Regions from separate parts of the Homo sapiens genome. Here region 2 is linked to region 1. Evidence: chromatin loops called from intact Hi-C (ENCODE). Cell type or tissue: CD4-positive, alpha-beta T cell. All regions are shown on one strand. Each heading gives the region's core, and the rest is flanking DNA. Links, peaks and the distances in the headings are about the cores only. Region 1 overlaps FBXW7 (F-box and WD repeat domain containing 7). Region 2 has its middle 36 kb from the start of LINC02273.

Region 1 (11,035 bases), core at 1,844-9,843:
CAGTTTTCATTGATAGTACGTCAGAGAATGTTGAAAATCATTTTTATTCTGTTAATTTGAAATTCAGTTAGAAGCTTAGTTGACTAGTTTTGCTTGACAGATTCTTCACAGTTCAAATTAACATCATAAGATATTAGGGAGAATTGTTTAAATACTTGGGAAGACAAGGTCTTCATTAGTACTTATAAACATTCGCATTTCTCACTTAAAGGATAAACAATAAAAATCATTCCCAAATGGGAACCATGGTAGATGGAGGATATGTGGTAGTAGAAAGACTTCTCAGTGTAGAATTTTTTGTATATCATTTTGATGTTTGAAGCATACAAACCTGGTAATAAAACATGGATCTACAGGACAGTACCCACATACAAACAATATTTGTAGGGAACAGGTTTTCCTGTAACTCACAGCCCTAAGTAGGAGCCATATAACCATGGGAGCAGTCCTTTGAATATACAAAGTTAAGAGATATTTTCTTTAGGTTTTGAGACAGTATCCCCTACTTCATTAAAGTTGGTCTCTTCTTAACTGAGTAGATTTAATTTGAAAAGGTTAGTTCAACTAGAAATAGGACATGATTTCAGTTGAAGCCAAAGTATATACTATTATAGCACTAGTATTACACGTGTCTTATGGAAAACTTGTTACCACTGACAAATTCTGGATGAAATTTCAGGTGTTCTCATAGCCCAGAACATTGAGGAAAATCACCTTTTTTCCCCCTTTCCTAAATCTTGAGTCCTCAGAACTTCTGACAAAAGAGTTTATGGGTCCATTCCTAACAATTAGATTTTTTTGTTTTTTTGCTTCCCTTCGAAGTGAGATTATTTAGATAACTAACTTCTGCTGAGTACATATACATATTGTTCCTGAGGGTAAGAATTAATTTAAGAGCCAGGTAGGAGATTTTTTTTAAAGATAAGTAGACAGTAGAATATAATTTCTAGAAGACTCAAGATGTACATCTTCATAAAATTTTACGTTATCTTAATTTCATTTATGTTTTAAAGTAAAAGATGTTGCATTGACATAATGTCTTAGTTATAAAGGTAAACATTTTTATTTTTAAAATTATGATACTACTTTATGCAGTATTTAGAACCATTTTACTAAAGAAAGCCATTTACCACCATAGCAGAGAGTATTAAAATGTTAGTAAGTCCAAATGGTTGTTTTGTTTTGTTTTTCTGGAGAAACTTACTTCGAATAGTGGTAACTATAGGCACACAATTTACTTGTAATAAAGAACACTAATGGGGAGGGTAGGAGTAAATTAACTAGAACCTTAATAATGGGCTTTTCTAGCTCAAGGAATCTTATAATTGTCCCTGAAGGTAGTTGTGAAGGAAGTTGCAAGATGAAATATCTAGATTTGTGTAGTAGTCATTCCAGGAAAAATGTTGCCTTCTGGCAAACTTTGGCATCTTTATTATGTAAAATGCCTTTTTAATGATAAGCAATATAGATTGTCAAAATAATTTTGGAGATAGAAGTCTAGTGCCTCCTGTTTACTCCAGATTAAATTAGCAAATAAAAGTAAGCCTCTCCAGCCAGCACAGTGTTTGCTCTTTTGGGGATAAAATAGCCTTTTGGCCAAACTTTACACACTTAGGTAGTACTAGTTTGTTAATCTTACAAAGATATTCTTATGATTAGTAAGAATTGATGAAGTGTATGGCAATTTCCCTGAAAATTACTATGTTTTAAAGGATTGAAATGGAAAAGCATAGGCAATGTTTTTATTAAATCAATACCAAAATACGCAGTTTGAAATATAACTTAGATTACATAATTTCTGCAAATGCTGTCGGCTCCAAACCAGTTTACTTTATTGTCAGTCAACCCCAGAGTATATTAATTTCTCTTTTCGGGATTGCCTGTTTTGTACCATCCAAGCTACTTGAAAAATCTGATTAGTCTGTGCCAGGACTACGGTAGGATGACAGTGAAAATAGCATGCTTTGCCTCAGTTCAGGGGGACCGTATGAAAATATATCCTATTTTCAAAATGTTTCTGAAAAGACTTATTTGTGGAAATGTTCCTTGCTATTTAAAACTCTTCAAAAATGCAGGTTTTACAAAATACAAAAATAACCTCTTGAAAGTTTGAAAGGGGAGAGGGGGCTGTCGTGTGGGGGCGGTCTCTGCTGCCCACATCCTCCCTCTGTTCAGTGCGTTGTGTTCTTACGGGTTCCCTGGAGCGGATCACCATATAATTGATGTGCAGTCTGCATTGCTGAATCCTGGACTGCACCATTCTGTGTTCAAGGGAAGATGTAATCTGATCCCTCTGCTGCTGAGGGAGGAATCTGTTCAGTCAAGGCTTTGACAGGGCATAGTCTCCTCCAATAATCTTCTCCGTTCTCTCTCATTATTCCCTCGAGTTCTTCTCAGTCAAGCTGCATGTATGTATGTGTGTCCCGAGAAGCGGTTTGATACTGAGCTGCATTTGCCTTTACTGTGGAGTTTTGTTGCCGGTTCTGCTCCCTAATCTTCCTTTTCTGACGTGCCTGAGCATGTCCACATTAGAATCTGTGACATACCTACCTGAAAAAGGTTTATATTGTCAGAGACTGCCAAGCAGCCGGACACACGGGGGCACAGAATCACTGAAGGGGAAAAATACAGAAAATATGGGTTTCTACGGCACATTAAAAATGATTTTTTACAAAGTAAGTAAGCTGTTTTCTTCCTATGCTATGTGATTGTGTGTGTATGCCTGCCTGAGAAGGAAAATCTGTATCATCAGAGATGGCTGCAGTATCCTCTAATTTTGGTGGGTGGCTGGATGTCTGGTATTCTGTTTTATATCATGAATGTAAGCAAATAACGGAAAGACTGTGAGCTGGAAAAAGCTTTAAATTTAAGATAAAATGTATATTTTAATCTGAGAATTTTTCACTAAAAATACATTGAGACTTTAGAAATGTGGCTCTGTTAAATGCTGACCTGGAAATACTCTATCCTTAGTTGGCTTTTAGTGAACCTTTTGCCTTCAATTTTTCTATACCTTGTATACAGTTTTTCTTTTTTCATTAGTTGACTCTTTAAAAGTATAGAATCATGAGACTATTTGGGATTTATATTTAAAGAGATCATGTTTACTTTCTGTACCCCTCAAAAATTGCAGAATTAATTTTTGGTTCTGAAGTCAGTATTTTCAGTAAACAGTACAGTATTTAAAAGACTTCTATAGTCATACAGAAGGTGCTTTCCTTTATAAAATATTTTTAAAATAAAATCCTTTCTCAGTGGTTTCCTTGATACACATTTTGGGGCATGTTTATTCATTGAAGGATTTCTAAGATGGAAATAAAGTTTGCTTTTAGTGGCAAATGGTATTTGCACCAATGTTTTTTACAAGGTATCCTGGGAAGTTCTGAAAGCCAGTATTACAAACTTAATTAGAATAAATATCAAAGTTTCTCCTAATTATGAAGATAAGAATTTGTGGAAGTTATCAAAAAACTAGATTTTAACATAGTCTGTACTGACTGACCTTCCTGATGGATTCATTTGCATGTATGTTTATATATATATGTGTGTATCTATAAATTATATACACGGAAACACGTGGCTACCTATATACTTCAGCTTTTATATTTATATTTGCTTTTTAATAAAATTATTTGGAGAAAGAAAATAATGGTTTCTGAGAGGAATCACTTTAAAACAATGTAATGAGTATATAAACTTCTAAAGGGAAGAAACCAGCCAGATCAATTCCATTTCTTTCCAGTAGGTATGGCATGAACTAAGGTATAAATTGTAGGTGAGCTTGTTGTACCCTCACCTCTAGCCCCTAATGTCGTAAGATCATCCTAGTATTTTAGAAAACTCTTCGTGATGACAAAAACATGGTCTTTATTATTCAGTGTGGCTCTAAAACATTTTAAGTCTCTTTAGTATTTATATTGTATCATGCTATGTTATGATGTTCCCATGTAAGGCAAGAGGTAGGAAAATAAGGCTGCTGCAAAGCAAGGATTTTTACCTACTTATAAACATGAGGATAGCTCTCTATCACTTTGGAGTGTTTTTCCTCCTATAACTTGCAGTAATACAGTGATTAATTAGTGGACACAAATCTTAAAAAGGGGTTGTTGAAATGGAAAAAGTCAAATCTTACCAGATTTTATTTTCTAGTTTTAAAATATACATATAGTCAAATGAGAATATTTCAATATTGATGTTGACAAGAAACAATTCTGAATATATTTATAGTATAACATGGCATAATGAAACACCTTAAAATGTAGATTTTGGATACACCTTATAGAAGAGGCATAACTGATTCTTTTAAAACCTTTCTGTTGTTGCTTTTCAAATTAGAATATTTTGTCCTGAGTATCTGTCAATAGAGCTATATTCTGTATATATATCAATTGACAACTTTCCCCTCAGCGTTATTATACTATCTCCAGATTTCTCTTATTATTGATTTACTTTTTAAAACTGTCCTTATTGCCCATATTAATTGCTTTATGCCTTATCACTATTCAAGATTATTTATACTGCTCTTTACCCTCTTATAATGGTATGAGTGTTTAAAATTGAGTTTGTTACTTTCATAATTATTTCTGATTTTACAATTTTGAATTTTATCTTTATTAAAAACATGTTTTTAAAGAAAAATGATTCACGAGGAAGGCACGTTAAATATGATTATTTTCTGTGTGGATTAACTTGAGATTTTTCCCTATGTTGGTTATTAAATTGGAAAACATGAAAGATATATTATCTCAAGGAATATATATATATAATGAATATCAGTTTTCAAATCATCACACACTGTTCTTCTGGATAAAATATTAGGGGGGAAAATTCACCTTTCCATTCCATTCAGAGTAAAACAAAGTAGAACAAATAGAAGAAACTATGAAACATTTATTTTATATATTTAATTAACATTGTAGGCATATGAAAATTTAAGAATTTAAAATATTAACCATGCTGACTCAAGATTTGATAGTTAGACGATTTTTAAAAAACATATCTTGTTTGTTTTACCTTATAGATGAAAAGAAAGTTGGACCATGGTTCTGAGGTCCGCTCTTTTTCTTTGGGAAAGAAACCATGCAAAGTCTCAGAATATACAAGGTAATATTAAATATAATGATTATCTCATGATTCTCAGTTTTTTAGAGTTGATTCTGAAAGTGTTTTAGTTTATTCTTGTAGAATAATAATGTTACTAGTACGGTTGACTGTTTAACACATTTTGAGATTACCGGAAATTGAGAACTATATCATTTTAAATAAGAGGAATGCCACCTTAGTTTATGTTTTGTTACTAATACATTTTGAAGTAGGACACAAGCAGAAATTATCTTGTGAACAAAAATTTAAAATTACAATTTTTAAGGAATTCTAAAAAGTAAACCATAAAATATGAATATGAGCCCCTGTGTCTTGTTACTATAGGAACAGCTGTTCTAGGGTAGACATTTATGTATGGAAATTTGAAGATACATTTATTAGCAGTGAAGTAAAACAATTACTAACTCAATCTTATTTCATGAAATTAATGTGTTAGAAATTTTCTTTTATGGGCTTGGTAGGTCTTAAGTTTTTAACACATACATTTCTTTTCTATACCAGTAGAATAGTTTCCATAACAATGAAACATAATTGTAATCTTTTTCTACTTCAGTCCCCATTATTTTTGGATTTTACATCAGTATAAAACTTTTCCCACTCTCACAGTTATTAGGCTAACTTAAGCACAATGTCTATTGCCCAGCCAATTAAAAGTGGCTTTGAATGTCACTTGGAATGTCGTATTTTAAAATTTAAATGACAGAAGTATCTTAGAGCTTTTTTTTTTGGTCTTTAAAACAGAATTTTTTGTATAATTGCCAGTTTTTAAAATAAGTGATTGAAAGTTAACAGTAGAAACCATAAGAACTTCATGGTTATGACATTTCTTCCTTTCTCTCAAAATATTTCAATTTAGTTATTTTTATTCTATAAGATGCACTAAAATTAACATTGCTCAGATATAATTTTTTTATTGAACATTGTTGCAGATTGTGCCTCTTACAGAGAAATAGCTTGTTTTTATTTCAGTTGTAAAAAATATTTCTTTCAAATGCTGCTTTATGAAATTTGAAAATCATCATAATTGGAATAGTCTTACATTCAAAAAGTGAAGAGATAACACAGAAAAGAAAAATAAAGCTATCTCTTATTCAGGAGCTGCTTTTCGGTGTGATTTTTCTTATGTTAACTGTCCCCCTTCCTGTTACTCTTTGCCTTTTGACAGTTTTACTGTGTTTTGGCACTTCCACCAGAGGGTGTGGAGGGATAGAGAGACAAGTGAAACTATTCACTTCATTTTGCTTTTCCCTTCTAGTCATGATAAAGTATTTCTTGGATGAGAAATTTGCATTTAATGTTAAACTAACTGTTAATGCTATTTTTTAAATGTATCAGTCTTCTATTAATATGGCTGATACCAGGACAAAGGTATTACATTGTTCACTTGTTTTTAAGGCAGCTTAGAATAAATGAGTGCTGAATTTTTATTACAGAACACATTTTAGTAAAATTTGTCTTTAGTTGCTCACTTTTTATATTGACAAAGCAACTGAAAAGGCAGAAGTTTTATTTTTAGCCTGTTAATATATAATTTTATTAAAGCAAAATTAGACCAAACAGCATATTTATTTCCATGTTTTTCTGGAGACTCTCGGTTAGGAAGGTATATATTTGGTATTTTGTGATATTTTTGACAGATTTGCTAATAAGATAAAACTATGATTTTTCCATCAAAAATTTGTTATAAACATATCCTATTTTATTTTGGAGGAAAAGAAAATAGAACTTACCTTTGAATTTGAAAGAAGAAAAGATAGATTTAATTGCTGAATGTTAAAGATTGTCTTCGATTTATACTATTAGAGGATTTAAAGGGAGTAGATAAGAAGACTTTTCTGTAAAATCTGGTGACTGAGATACATTTTTTAACAAAATAATGCTGGATAGAAAAAAACAGCTGGAGGAGTTGTTTCATTAGTAATTTATCAGAGTTTGATTGTTAACTATTACGATGCAATTTGTAAGTGTTCTTTGAATTTAAAATAATTAATCAACATAGCTCAATGAATTGAGTGAGAATTTCTTTTCAAATATAATTTTGTTAAACCAGACCTTCCTGCTGCTTTTTTTCCAAGGTCTTTAAAATGGATACCCAATATTTACCTTGAGTTTAGTTTAATTACATGCAGAAATTAGAAAGGAAAGTTTAATACGTTAGTAATATAGTTATATATTCTTTCTGCTATTAATTGGTCATTTTTAGGGTAGTTAGTTTTAGAGAGATCATCTAGTCGTCCTCATTTTACTAGTGGCAGAATTGAATTTCAAGTTTGTTTGAGACAGTTAAATCTCAAAATTTAAATTATTGTATAAAAATGTTTAGATGATCTTATTTAGTTTTGCATATAAGTTCTTAATACTTACCTGTTTTGAATAAATGTATTTCTAATCAAGACTGAGTCCTGTCAACTATTCAGACCAAACTTTATAAATAGCAGTAAAAAATTAGAAATATTATAGACAATTTTGAAGGCATCTGAGGCAAACTTAAGGAATAATGTGATTCTTGAAATTCAAAACATTTGAACATAGTATTTCTATGTCTGAGTTTTTTAAAGCTTTAATAAAGTATCACAACCCTTTTTATAAAGAAAATTTAAACTTTACTTATGTCACCAAAGACCAGTCATAGGAGAAGTGGGACTTGTATGTTCTAAGGAAATATTTTAACTTTATTTGTATATATTAACAACTTGCAGTTTTGTCATGGAGATTCTGTTATTTGGTTGCAATTAGCATTTCTGGGATAATAACAGGCGTTATATAGGAGGGAGGAAACTTACTGTAAGAATAGCAAATAGGTTTTGTGTACCTGTGATCTCTGGGAAGAAAGGTAATTAATTGATGTTTGAAATATGCCAGATCATCATTCTTTGTACTAGAATCTATTATTAATAAGTATCTATCTTTGCTTTCACTTTTGTTTTTTTCCTTTTATCCTTTCTCTCTCTCTTTTTTTTTTTTTTGTAGTACCACTGGGCTTGTACCATGTTCAGCAACACCAACAACTTTTGGGGACCTCAGAGCAGCCAATGGCCAAGGGCAACAACGACGCCGAATTACATCTGTCCAGCCACCTACAGGCCTCCAGGAATGGCTAAAAATGTTTCAGGTGACATATCTAAACATAGTACTTGAAATGCCTCACTTAATTGCTGCAAAATAAGGGATTATTCATCCGTAAAAAAAGAAGGAAACACTGTTACATAGTATACTGTGGATGAATTTTGAAATCATTCTGCCAAGTGAAAGAAGCCAGACACAAAAGGCCACATGTTGATTCTCTTTATATGAAATGTCCAGAATAGGCAAATCCATAGAGACAGAAAGTAGATTAATGGTTGCCTGACAATGAGGGGAGGAGAAGGACTAACTGCCAGTAGGTACAGATTGTCCTTTTGGGGTGATGGAAGTGTTCTGGAATTGGATAGTAGCGATGGTTGCACAGCAAGGTGAATATACTGGGAAGCACTGAAGTATATACTTGAAAATGGTGAATGTTATGTGCTGTTTATTTCAATTTAAAAATGCTATTAAAAACAAGGGAACTCAATTTTTGAATGTCATAATTGAGAAAGTCCAATACTTATTTGTGTAACTGTGCACTGACATTTTTTTTATTGCTTTTTAAATAATAAGACCTTCCTTCATCTTCTCCTTTGTTTGAATTTCTGGGTTGTCTAGTTTTCTAAACTGCATTGCTTGTAAGTTAGGCATTTAAGAGTAATTTAAGAACCATTCTAGCTAGAGTTAATACAGCTTCTTTTCTTCAGTGCCATGCTTGTATATGGCTTACCATGCTTGAATCCTGATTACTATATTTTAATAGTATTTATATTCTTTGGATGTGTACAGGGAAGATTGGTTACAACCAAACCCTGAATATTATGAACTTTATAACCTAAGATAGTGATATTACATTGATTTATCTCTTCTTCCAGTAAGATAATGCATATACATCAAGTGTTTAGCAAAATACATGGCAAGGATTAAGTACTTACTCAATTATTTGTTGCAAATAATAAATAATATAAATTATGTAAAGTAAAAAATATCTGATATTAGCCTCCATAGTAATGTAAAAAGAATATACTACCCTACCTCTGGCTGCTTGAATGGTTAGGTATTTAATCAATGCATAAGGCAATAATCGTTGGTAAAGATGATACTTTACTTGACTTTTAGTGTTTCAGATTTTTAAGGTGTTCACTTTGTAAACCCTAATATTTTAAATACCTAGATGAATATGAGATAAATGTGTCTATTTTTTTCTTCTGTAGGTAGAAAACTAACTTGGAGCAGTATTGCTTTTAAATGGTTTTTTAAAATTGTTTTCTACCCTTCAGGTGATTTCTGCAAAACTAGGATAACCTTTTTTTGGTTGGTAACTGAAAGATTTAAGCCTTGCTCTCAACAGGGATTAGTTTTTCCCCGCGTTGAGACAAAAGTGTCTCAAGACATTTTTCATTTTTATAACTGAGGGGATGGGGCGCAGGACACTGCTGGCATCTAGTAAGTAGAGGCAATACAAAGGACGATCTCCATGCCAAAGAATTATCCAGCCCAAAATGTCAATGGTACTAAAGAATCTGGGTTAGAGGAATGAAAGTTAGATTTTATTGTTATTAAAATGTTATAAGCCACTGTAATTACAAAGAATTTTTTTTAAGTTTTCATTTTCATAGTCATTTGTTGATTAAACTTACCTTTTCCCCAGGGATTATTCCTACCCTTCCTCCTGAGTTATTTTGCCTCTGGTTCATGATGGTTTGTAAAATGTTAATTAATTTTTATTTTTTCCTATGCACACCCTCAGAATTCTAAATTTTTAATTTTGTCCCATCCTTTTAAAAGGAAATTTATCCGTCAATAAGAGGCGAAAATAAAACTCGGACACTTGTATAGCCTTAAAAAAATAATTTAAAGATTTTTATCATCTCTGATTAAGCCAAAGAGGTAGGAATATGGTTGTATGTTGCCATGCTAACACATGCATGTAGTGTGAACAGCATATATCATTCTGATTTCATATCACATGATTTCACTGATTTCATATCATTTTTATAAGAAAATACCAACATGATTGAAAATTACACTATTAGCAATAGTTTTATCATCATTGTAGATAACCTCCAAAATGCTTATTTTATATGAAAAGGCTTATTTCTTTTCAGAAGGTAGTTCAGAGTAAGATTTACTTTTTCTGTGGTAGGGCTCATTTTTTCCAACGTTTTGGAATACCTGAATATTCTTTGCTTGCTATCTAGGATATTTCTCAATTTTAAAGGGACTCTGTAGTATTGATCTATAGGAAGAGGCATTTCAGCTTTATTTTAGTCAGGATATTTTAGAGAGTTCATTGTACACCGTTTGCTTGTTTAGCTAGCTTATGCTTTTTAAATAAAATGTCCAAATGTTACCGCATGCTGTATTTCATCAAATCTGAGACACCATAGTTTTTTTAGATGCATTCCAATTTCGGAAATGTTAATGTGAAAAAAAAAAAAACTGTATTCAATAAGCTAAAGAATGTTAGAATAGCTTTTGGTCCTGTAAAAGGAGTAGGTGCAGTGAAGAAAACATGTTCTTAGTTAACAGGAATAGCATGTGGAATTACCCCTGCAGGTATAGTATTATATACATTTTTTTCAGATAAATATTCTGTAGCAAAGAAATCTGTAGCAACAAAAGGTCAACTGGACAGGTAGATCAGGACCTTCATCTTTTGAGTACCATGTCTGTCTCTGACACACCCAAGGCCTCATTGTTGTACACTGCCCTTTATTTTCAGGGCTGGTCCCAGAGTAACTAGAAATGATTCACTTGCCTAAAGGCTTACTGTGCTTTAATGTCTAACTTGTAGAGATATAATTTCATAATAAAGTGGGGAGTCATGAGTTGACCTATGTGAGAGAGTTGAGGGATAATTAAA
Region 2 (11,035 bases), core at 1,677-9,676, 280 kb after region 1:
TCTAACCTCACTGACATCACAGCCCAATGAAGTTGGAGGCTGGGGGAGGTGAGGGATGGGCTCTGCTCCATTGAGCCACTTAGGGACCCAGGCTCCTTCCACTCAAGTCTCTGACATTCCCTTTGAGGCTGAGAGAGTTCTTTACTGTATTCTCTGTAACCAGAAGATGAGAGAAGAGAGATCACATGAAGAAGGCAACCTTGCTCCCACCACCCAGATAATAGGCCACACTTCCTCTCACATTCCATTTGTGGGAACTAATTTTATGGGCCCACCCGCATGCAAGAAGACTGCAAGTTGGCTTAGGAAGCCTTCCTGGAAGATGAGGATTGGGGTTGGTGAATTGCATTCTTCTTGCCGCATTCTAGGTTCCCCAGAAGTTGACCCCCGAGACCTTCCTCAAGTTTTAATAGAACCTACTACCTGAAGGTCTCTGAGAAAGTCCCAGTGACGATCATGTCCTTTTCCCCTGGCATGTATATAAGGGTGGAGAGAAAAGCCATTTTGTGGTTTTGTAGTGGCAAACAGTGCCGTAATCAAAATCCTTTTGGTCCTTCTGTTCATCATACTCCTGTGGACAAAGTCCAAGATCAGTCTGTGTACTGCAAATACAATGATGTACTTAGTCTATACGTATAATCTCTAGCCGATGGCTGCATGTTAACTCTCTGAGTCTGGCTACTGTGTTATCTAAGCCTATGATGGTCATGTGTGCTTATCTGAAGCCATGTAGGTAGTTTAACCAGTGGTTTTCAAACATGACTGTATTTTAGGATTGGCTGGAAAGCCTGTTAAGGCGCAGATGTTTTCCCTGCCACCACCCCAGAGACTCAGATTTGACAGGTCTGAGGTGGGTCTCTGCACCTGCTTTTTTTTTTTTTTTTTGAGACTGAGTCTCGCTCTGTCACCCAGGCCGGAGTGCCGTGGCATGATCTCGGCTCACTGCAACCTCCATCTCTCAGGTGCAGGTGATTCTCCTGCCTCAACCTCTGAGTAGCTGGGACTACAGGCGCACGCCACCACGCCTGGCTAAATTTTTTTTATTTTTAGTGGAGATGGGGTTTCACTATGTTGGCCAGGATGGTGTCGATCTCTTGATCTCATGATCTGCCTGCCTCGGCCTAGCACCTGCATTTTTAAAAAGCATCTTAGATAAGTCTGATGAACACCAAATATTGAGAACTATTGAATAGCACCATAGTTCAGTTTCTCAATAAGCAGATCATTTGGAATATACTTGAATTCAGAGAACTTGATATAGCTGATGTCACCTCAAAAAATAAGCAAGCAGACATGACACTTGACATAGTACATGCTAATGGGAAACATAGTTTTGGCCACGTGTCAGATGACATGGGACCAAGTCTTAACTCTCACTAACTACCCATGTGAACTCCAGTAAGCAAAGCACTTATGAAACACACTTCCTGTTTCCTCTTCAGAAAGTGGGAGCCACGGCCACCCCACACTCTCCCTACAGAGTCATTTGGCTGATCGAATACATTTAAGTGTGGTAGCACTTTGAAAAATATAAATGTCTACAATAGCAGCAGGTAATATCAATATTAGATAAACTGAGGGGGTTACTTACACTTCAATTGAATCATTTGCCTTCCAAAGAGATTTCCTAACATTCCTTAACATTTAAATGCTTGCTTACAGAAAACTAATTGGGAACCAAGGCCAGAGGAATGCACTATTAATGCATTGTTAAGGCACTAAGGTAATAAATCAGATATGAAGGATTCTGAAACAAGCATCTAAGCCAATAGATTGATTTACGAAAGTTCAGTTCATATGCATCCATTGCTGAAAGCAAGGTACAACTATAAGTAGCTCTTCTTCATAATTGTTATTAATGAAAACAGAAGTTTCCCTACCATTTTTGCATGTATAGTTATTTTATATTTCCTTTCCCCCAATTTCTTTCTAAAACCTGCTTCTCAAGAATAGTTTCTATTCTGAGAATGGCAGGTGGATTTATTTGCCACACTTTCCTTTGTTCTTGCTAGTACTGATCCTGTTTCCTAAATCTATGTCCCTAAGAAGTGGGACTGTTCTATGGTGAAATAGCCAGAGAAACAGGCTTTAAAAGCCTCAAATCCTTTCACTTTGCCTCATTTTATTAAGGCCAGGGATGCAGAATAGAGCCTAGAATTTTTGTTCTCAGGCATGGGTTTTAGGTCTGTTATAGCAGGTAAAGATGGTGTGAGAAACAGGCATTTTTAGAAGAAATTGTAAGTCAGGTATAAACGAATGCAATGGATTATGAGCAGGCATGGCTATTAAGTTCCATACCATCAATTGGCAGTGGCTACCTGGAATACAATGCTGAGGATTATGAGATCTTATTTGGGCACCCAGGAAGGAATGCCACAATTGATTAGTGATGTCTGCCATGGGCAAGGAGTGAGAAGGAGCAACATTGTGCTATCCTTGACTAAGACGAAGGCCAAGGAGTAGGAAGGTGGGAAAGAAAAGAAGAATGAATAGATTTCTGGAAATGCACAACTAATTGGCAGAATTTCTAAGTTAGTGTTGTCCAGACTTTCATCCTTCAAAGCCTACTTCGTATATTCTCCATGAAAACAACAACACATCATACATTTTTATAATTTGTTTCCTTGCCCATTTCCCCACAGCTCAGACCTCCCTCTCACTATCACCTTCAATCTTGTGAATTCTTTAAAAATTCTCTCTGGTCCCTGGATGTTCCTTATTTTCTTTCTACCCACCTGAAATTTCATAGCATATGAGGGTAAGATTTTTATTAACTAGTTTTATTTTTATTGCATTATTTGATATTCACTGACTGTGCTTTATCTGTTTTCACAAGCTAGATTTTGTCATTCTTGGGATGTGAGGCCCTAGAAAAAATGAACCTTGCCAAGTGCTGGTCTGTGAACAACATCATAGAGTGGCTGCTGTGGTACTCCACCCCAATCCCCTTTTCCAGTCCTAGGGCACTCGTTTCCCCAGACACTGGGAGTGTTGGTGGCTGACAGCTCTTAGTGCCATGACGAAGGGTGCCAGCTTCTCCACACAGCCATTAGCCAAGATGGTGCCTTAGATAGAGAGACTGGCATGGGTTCAGCACATCCTGTTGGGTTGAAGCTCAGCTTCACAGGTTCTAGTTTGTCCTGCATTCTCCACTTCACTTCCGTCTTCTCTTCTGACTGCCTATCCTGCAGACTTCAGGATTGAGCACCAGACACAGAAACAACAGACTCAGATAAACTATATAACCAGTTCCAATGATTGCATAGGTCATGTCCCTTTAACAAGTAAATTTCCAATTCTATCTATCTATCTGTCTATCTATCTATCTATCTATCTATCTATCTATCTATCCATCCATCCATCCATATATCTATCTACCTACCTACCTATGTATCTATCGATCCATCCCTCCATTTTTCCATTTACCTTCCCACTGAATGGTTCTCCTGAGACCAAACTCTGGTTGATGCAGTCACCTTGCAGTAATTTCCCCCCACTTGAAGGGAGCTATTGACCCTAAGGAGACAACATCCAATAACTAGTTGACGGGGTTATAGAGGCCTGGACCTCTTACTTCAGGGTAGGACAGCTCTACAGGGACTTTCAGCTCTTGAGCTCACTGTGGAGCTAGCTGGGGTCTCATCACGACTGCATCACTATCCAACTTCTCCCTATGCCCAGACTTGATTCCTCCACTTCCTCCTCTTTCTCCCTGCCCTGCTGTAGGGATTGAGTCCCAGGGCAGTCCCAGTAAATTTCCTGCAAGCGAACTCTTCCTTTGAGTCTTGTTCCTAGGTAACTCAACTGAAGACACAGTTTAGTATCATTCATTTCAGTTTGGCAAACTTTTATTTAGCATGTTTTTGAAGCTGGCACTGTGTGGAAACTCAAAATACAAAGATGAATGACACCCAGTTACTGCTCCCAGAGAACACATAATAGTGTAGACAGAAACATGGGCAGGTGATTTCAAGACATAGGCATGTCCAGAAAGCTGCAGTGGTAACCTATAGCCCATACAATTCAAGAAGGACTTCCTAGTATGCCTGACCTGAGTCTCAGATGAGTAAATGTTTGTCTGGTGAGGTGGGACGTGCACTCCAGACAGAGGAGACAGCATGAACAAGGACATGGGTCCTGAAAGAGCACACAGAGTGCACCTTGGTGTCACAAGAGAGTCAAATGTGAGGGCTGGAACTTGCACATTATTTTATGGCCAATGGAGAACCATGGAAAGAGTTTCTGCAGAGGAATGACATGGTCAGATTTGTATTTCAGAAACATCAGTCTGGTGACTTGAAGAGGAACATGGTTGTATTAGTCTGAGTTCTCCAGAAAGACAAAACCAATAGGATATACAAGAGGGGATTCATTAGGGAATTGATGCAAAGAGGAAGGGAAGCCCTATAATAAGCTGTCTGCAAAGACCAGAGCAGCCAGTAGTGTGGCTCAGTCCAAATCCAAGTCTGGGAGGATCAGAACCACAAAAGGTAAAAAAAAGATGGTAAAGCCCCCAGCTGAGGCCGAAGGCCCAAAACCCCCTGGGAAGCTGCTGGTGCAAGTCCCAGAGCCTGAAAGCCAAAGAACCTGGAGTCTGATGTTCAACAATAGGAGAAGAATAGGCATCCCACACCAGAAGGAAGACAGAGAAAGAGAGAGAGATCTCCCTTCTGCCTGTTCCAATTGGGCCCCCTGCCGATGAGAGGGTGCCTGCCCACATTGAGGGCATGTCTTCCTCTCTGAATCCACTGACTCGCTCTTCAGTCTCCCCTGGAAACACTCATACCCAGAAGCCACACTTCACCAGACATCTAGCCATCCCTCAATTCAGTCATGTGGACACCTACAATTAACCATCACAGCAGTTCACACTCCATGTCTATCTCAAAGTTCTCCTAGGGAGCCTTCCTCTACTGCAGTTCTGCAGCAGCTAGGAAGCTCAAAACTACACCTTTAGGGTGTAATTTGGGTTCTGGACATGATTTAGGTTTTATCAACCAGAAATATTTGCCCGGGATTTGGAAGGTGGAAGCGAGGCTGCACCCCTGGGGGTTCTGCTGGTCCCCTTGCTCACAGAGGCGCTGGGTTTTTCTGCCGTGGTTTCATGATCACAGTTTCTTTGAATCATGGCTGTTTCCTAATTGCCATGGCTTTCTGAGCACGCTGGCATCTGATTATGGCAATGGAGGCATGGTTCTGGAGCTGGCAGCTCAGGCATAAGCTTCTTTGTTTGACATGCAGCTTCTGGATTATAAAAGAGGCAGTAGATCCCATGCACTCAGTTTCTGCAATGTGGTTCCCAAAGCCATTTTCAAAAGCTCCACCTGCTTCTTCAGCTTTTCCAGCAATTCTGTAAGCCATTTAATACCTTGTAACAAATCACCATCTACTTAAGCTGGATAGAGTGAATTCTGTTCTCTGCGACTGAATCCTGATCAACACCAGTGCCAAGACTAAAGGCAGAGAGACCTGTTACAAAGCTGTTACAAATGTCCAGCCAGATGATAAACAGGGTTGTGGGGATAGGGAGGAAGGGAGGCATTAGAAAAATGTGGAGGAGGTAAAATTAGTAGCACTCAGTGATTAATTAGGTGTCAAGAATGAGAAGTTAGAAAAGTGATTGCTAGGATGACTCAGTTTTCTGTGCAGACAACTCAGATCAGATTTTGGGGGAGAAGCAACTTGGGGGGTAGGATGCAAAAATGAAGAGTTCAGGTACCTAGGGGGTGTCCAAGGAATTTTTCTCCTGTTTCATAATTAAATTAGCCATAACTGCACATGTAATTGTGTAATTATTACTATTGATTTCTTCCCTGGATCTATGAATTCTACAAAAGTAGGAACTACATATGCTTATTCATTCCTGGCACAGTCTCTGGCAAATAATAGGTTAGGTGTTCAACAGACATTTGTTGAATGTGGAATAAATGAGTTGGATAATAAAAATTGTAATGATCGTAGTCAGCATTATCAAGATGAGCAGTCTCAGGCACTGCTGCTATGAATAGCTATTAGACACTTGGCAAAATTGTGCTTTTTTGATAATGATGATGGCGATGTTGATGATGATGAGGATAATATGTTAGACCAGGAACATCTTTATGGTTGGAAAACCAAGCCAGAGGTATGGAATTTTATCAGCATTCTTCTAAAACCCAGAAAAAATAGGCCAGAATCTCCTATTTCCATCAAACTGTACTTCCGTTACATATTCATTAAGTGACAGCCGTGTGGTAGGCCTATTAGGAAGTTCTCCCAGGTGTTTTGCACGGGAAAAGGCTGCTGTTGATCTGTCGTATACTCAGTGAAATTGCCAGCTTTTGTAAATCAAAGCCAAAGCTGACTCCAGCGACTCAGAGAAAAGCACGCCCTCAGCCAGACTGATTCCTGCAGCTGCTCACAGGGCGAGGCAGCAACTGGATCATTATCTGCAACACGATCATGAAGCCGGGCTGTGCTTGGGGCAGGGTTCCCCTTCTGGTTTTGTGCAGTCACTACTGTACTGTGTATCTGCTGTGCATATGCTGTCTCCTACACGTGTGCACAGGAGGCAATCATCTGACCTGCCAGACCCAACGCCCCTTGTAAAACTACTTATTATGCCTCCTTACCTGCCTGAAGTGAAATTCAGAGATAATATAACCTAGATGCATACGTAAGTGCAAACAAATCCGTATCTCTTAACTGTAATAGTTAAGAGAGATATGATCGAAACTTACAATAAGTTGTGTGCCTCAACATGTGAATGACCACACTACTAGACATGAGGAAGTGCTCCGATGCTTGGACCCATATAAAATCCCCATGAATGTGACAGCTGCAAATGTAGACTCCTAAGGGTATGTTATAATATTAAACAATCCTTTGATAAAGTTCCAGTGCAATGAAGAAAATTCTTCCCTTGATTTACACAGTGGTGACATTCTTTGGAAATTCAGTGTATGTTAAAGTAAACAAACCAAAATAAAACCCCAAAACAAACAGACCAAAATGTTTGTTAAGGTTCTAGATGATTAAAAACAGGTTTTTCACCTAGGTATTGTCCAGAGGGATAAACAAAGTTGTGTGGGACTCAGGCAATTCTTGATCATGGGGACTGCCCTGGGCAGTGGCCTACTAAATGCCAGTAGTCACTTAATCATTGTGATGACCAGAAAACTGCTCTCCCAAATTTTCAAATGCCTCTTTGGGCACAGTACCAACCCCACTGAGAACCCCATTATTCCAGCAAGAGCTCCCCTATCAGATCACTCCATTGAGCAACCTGCCCACTTAAAAAAATATAGAGCCAGAGGACTGGAGTTAAGATTCCGGAGGACAACAGGAAGCTACTATGGTTTTGAAACTGTAATCCACCCACAAGGGTCAGCATAATGGAAATTTGCTCAGCACGCATTTTGCAAGGATTCACTACTAAAAAACTCATAAACAAATAGCAATGGAAGTTCAGCAGCCTTCATCTCTTTTGGTTACCTGGAGTTTATGCCTGGGATAGTAGTTCAGCCTAATGACTTGAAGTCATTATCTGGTTAGAAGTATTCAGTAAAAAGGGCCAGGCACTGTGGCTCATGCCTGTAGTCCCAGCACTTTGGAAGGCAGAGGTGGGCAGATCACCTGAGGTCAGGAATTCGAGACTAGCCTGGCCAACATGGCGCAACCCCATCTCTACTAAAAATACAAAAATTAGCCGGCTGTGGTGGCTTATGCCTGTAATTCCAGGTACTCGGGGGGCTGAGGCAGGAGAATCACTTGAACTTGGGAGGCAGAGGTGGCAGTGAGCTGAGATTGTGCCACTGCACTCCAGTCTGGGCGACAGAGCAAGACTCTGTCTCAAAAAAAGAAGTATTTGGTAAAAAGGATCATTTAAAAAACAATACTGAAGATTAGGGAGTAACTACCTCAGTTTGAATCCCGTTGTCACTCACTAGCTCTGTGATTTTGGGCAAGTTACTTTACATCTCAGTGCCTCACAATAGTAATACTGTTTCTGTTACATGCTGTCGAATACATCATAGTGTTCTTATGAGGACTGAGCGAGTTCATATTCGTATTAGAATAGTGTCTGGCATACAGAGTAAATACATCATATGGACATGTTAAAATAGCCTAATACATACATTTTAAAAACAACGAAAAAGTCTCATTCCTATAAAAAGTATTTACACAAATGAAGTATGATAAGCAATAAAAAGGAAGCCAGATAAATAATACAACAATTAAAAAGATGTTGCAAAGCCATTCAAGGCTGATTGTCAAATGGATATGGTAGCAATTTGAGAAATTTGGAGGAAAGATGGGTCTCAATGAGCTGATCTGGGGATGCCACACAGGGAAAGAAAGTCTTAGAGTGAGTCCCAAGGGACAGCAGTAATCTATACTGGTGAAACGAAGTGGATACCAGCCTGAACCACCCAGGCCTTGGGAAGCAGAGCCATCACAAGAGGCCTGGAGACTAGCTGGGGACGGGACTGTGACAGATCAGCCCCCAGCCCAGGGGGCTGCAAGAAGTCTCACTCCTATCCCTGTTTCTCTCCATCCTGTTAGGTAACTATTTTTATCCTTACACTTTTTCTTTATGGCAATATCAGTACATATTTCTAATTCCCCTCTTTTCTTACACAAAAGATAGCATTCTATATATCCTATTATTTGTTTACTTCTCACTTTAGAAAACATCCTGGGACTTTTTCCATATTGGCATTCAGAGAACTTCTTCAGTTTTTCTTTGACTGCTGCATAGTATTTTGTTGTATGTTGCACCATAATTTATTTAAATAGCCCCCCATCAATGATTATTTGGGTTGCTTCCAGTCTTTTGCCATTACATTGCTGTAATAAATAACCTTGTGCATATGTCAGGTATGCTGAGTGGATTCCCAGAAGCAGGAGTGCTGGGTAAATGGGTGAATGTTTTTGCAATTTTGGTAGCTATTGCCAGGTTCCCTATCATGAAGTAGTAGCATCATTTTGCATTCTCACCAACCATGTATGAGGATGTCTGTCCCCACAGTCTCACCAACAGAGGATGGTAGCAAACTTTTGGTTTTCTGCTAATCTGGGAGATGGGAAACTTTATTTTACTGTGACTTTTCATTTGCATGTATCTTATTGCCAGTGAGGTTGTGAACCTCCTCACGTATTTAAAGACCATTTGCATTTGTCTTCAATGTCTTGTTCTTGGCTCATTTTTTCTATCAAATTTTTGGGATTTTTTTCTATTTTTAGAAAATTTTTATTATGGAGATTAATGAACTGAAAATATCTTAACGCTTTTCTTTTGCCTTTTTTATGGTTTTGACATTATTTTAAAGAACTACAGTTCACCCTTAAACAACACAAGTTTGAACACGTGGATGCACTTTTACAAGGATTTTTTTTCCATAGCAGTTATACCGAGTATACCTGCCCCTCCTGCCTCCCCTTCCACCTCCTCTACCTCTTCTGTCTCTACCATTCTTGGGACAGCTAGACTACCTCCTCTTCTTCCTCCTCCTCCTCAGCCTGCTCAGTGTGAAGACAATAAGGATGAAAACCTTTATGATGATCCACTTACACTTGATGAAAAGTAAATATATTTTCCTTATGATTTTCCTATAGCATTTTCTTTTCTCTAGCTTACTTTATTGTAAGCACACGGTATATAATACATATAAAAATTATGTTGTATGTGTTATATATAATACATAAAACATACAAATCAATCAAATATTTATGTTACTGGGAAGGCTTCTGGTCAAAAGTAGGCTATTAGTACTTAAGTTTCGGGGAAGCCAAAAGTTATATGCAGATTTTTGACTACATGGGGTGTTGGTGTTCCCAACCCCTGCGTTGTTCAAGGGTCAACTGTGATAACTTACTAAAATGATTTATTCAATATGTTAACATTGACTTAATAAATATATTCATTTAATAAATATATTGAATATATTTAAAATATATTCATTTAATAAATGTATTGAATATATTTAAAATATATTCATTTAATAAATGTATTGAATATATTTAAAATATATTCATTTAATAAATGTATCGAATATATTTAAAATATATTCATTTAATAAATATATCGAATATATTTAAAATATATTCATTTAATAAATATATCGAATATATTTAAAATATATTCATTTAATAAATATATCGAATATATTTAAAATATATTCAAAAAATATATTCAAGGGAATCCCACAATTTCAATATATTTAAAATCTATTCAATACATAAAAATATACATTTAATATACTAAAATTTAATAAATATATTGAATTCTATGCCAGCTATTGATGACAAAAATAAATAATTTAAGGGGGATTCTCTTGAAAAGTAACTAGTGCAGAAGATGCGCTCAAAATCTGATCTGGTGCAAGGAATGATAACAATATTTGACATTTGCCCTTTACGGTTTACAAGGTACTTTCACAATTATCATCTTTTTAGTAACTCATAGATAACTTCTAAGGTTGTATTAGTTAAGCGTTTGTTTCACTGTGGTGAAGGAAAACTGAAAATAACATTGCCTTAAGCAAAACAAAATGTTTCTGTCCTATGCAAGTTTAGATGAGAGGTCTAGGGCTGGTATTGGGCTCCATGGTGCCAAATATGTAGGCTCTTTACGTAACCTCAACCTCATGGCCCAAAATAGTGACATCTACGGTCCAGAGAGCAGGATGGGAGAGCAGTAATGAATAAGACAGCAAATGCATATGCTTAGTGTCTCTTAAAGACAGTTCCAGCTGCTATAAGACCTTTCCATTTATACCAACTTGGCCAGAGCTCAGTCACATGGCCACATCTATTTGCAAGGAAGGTTAGATTATTCCAGGTTGCCAGGTGCCAGCTAAAGATGGTTGACAAGGGAGCATTTATTACAAATGGAGAGGGGATACTGGGGTTCAACCAGAACTTTCTTCCAGAAAAATACATAGAAAAGGCATCATTATACTCATAATAAAAGGGGAGGAAGGGACAAGTATTTTCTTGTTAAAGACATTTAATTGAGCACATCTCCTTCCCCCTGACACCTCACAAAAAGAAT

The links. A loop is a pair of places that touch in the nucleus more often than their neighbours do. Peaks named below come from ENCODE experiments on the same cell type or tissue, not always from the same donor. Only the 100,000 strongest peaks of a DNase experiment are listed, where the experiment ranks them.
Region 2: a loop joins it to region 1, with 2.4 times the contacts of the local background. A loop is called at or near these places in 6 of 110 quality-filtered maps.

What each region holds. Positions count from the first base shown.
Region 1 is chr4:152,344,110-152,355,144 of GRCh38, reverse strand. FBXW7 (F-box and WD repeat domain containing 7) reads left to right here. Exons shown (of 14, transcript NM_001349798.2): 5 at 5,021-5,103; 6 at 8,074-8,215. Among named protein-coding and RNA genes, the nearest start is that of FBXW7-AS1, 12 kb to the right of the region's middle. In CD4-positive, alpha-beta T cell, for the core only: CTCF peaks have their summits at 6,109 and 6,310 (motif pointing right); a DNase peak (open chromatin) is centred at 6,294.
Region 2 is chr4:152,059,440-152,070,474 of GRCh38, reverse strand. No RefSeq gene overlaps it. Among named protein-coding and RNA genes, the nearest start is that of LINC02273, 36 kb to the left of the region's middle. In CD4-positive, alpha-beta T cell, for the core only: no CTCF peak of the experiment used is centred there; DNase peaks (open chromatin) are centred at 4,694 and 6,444.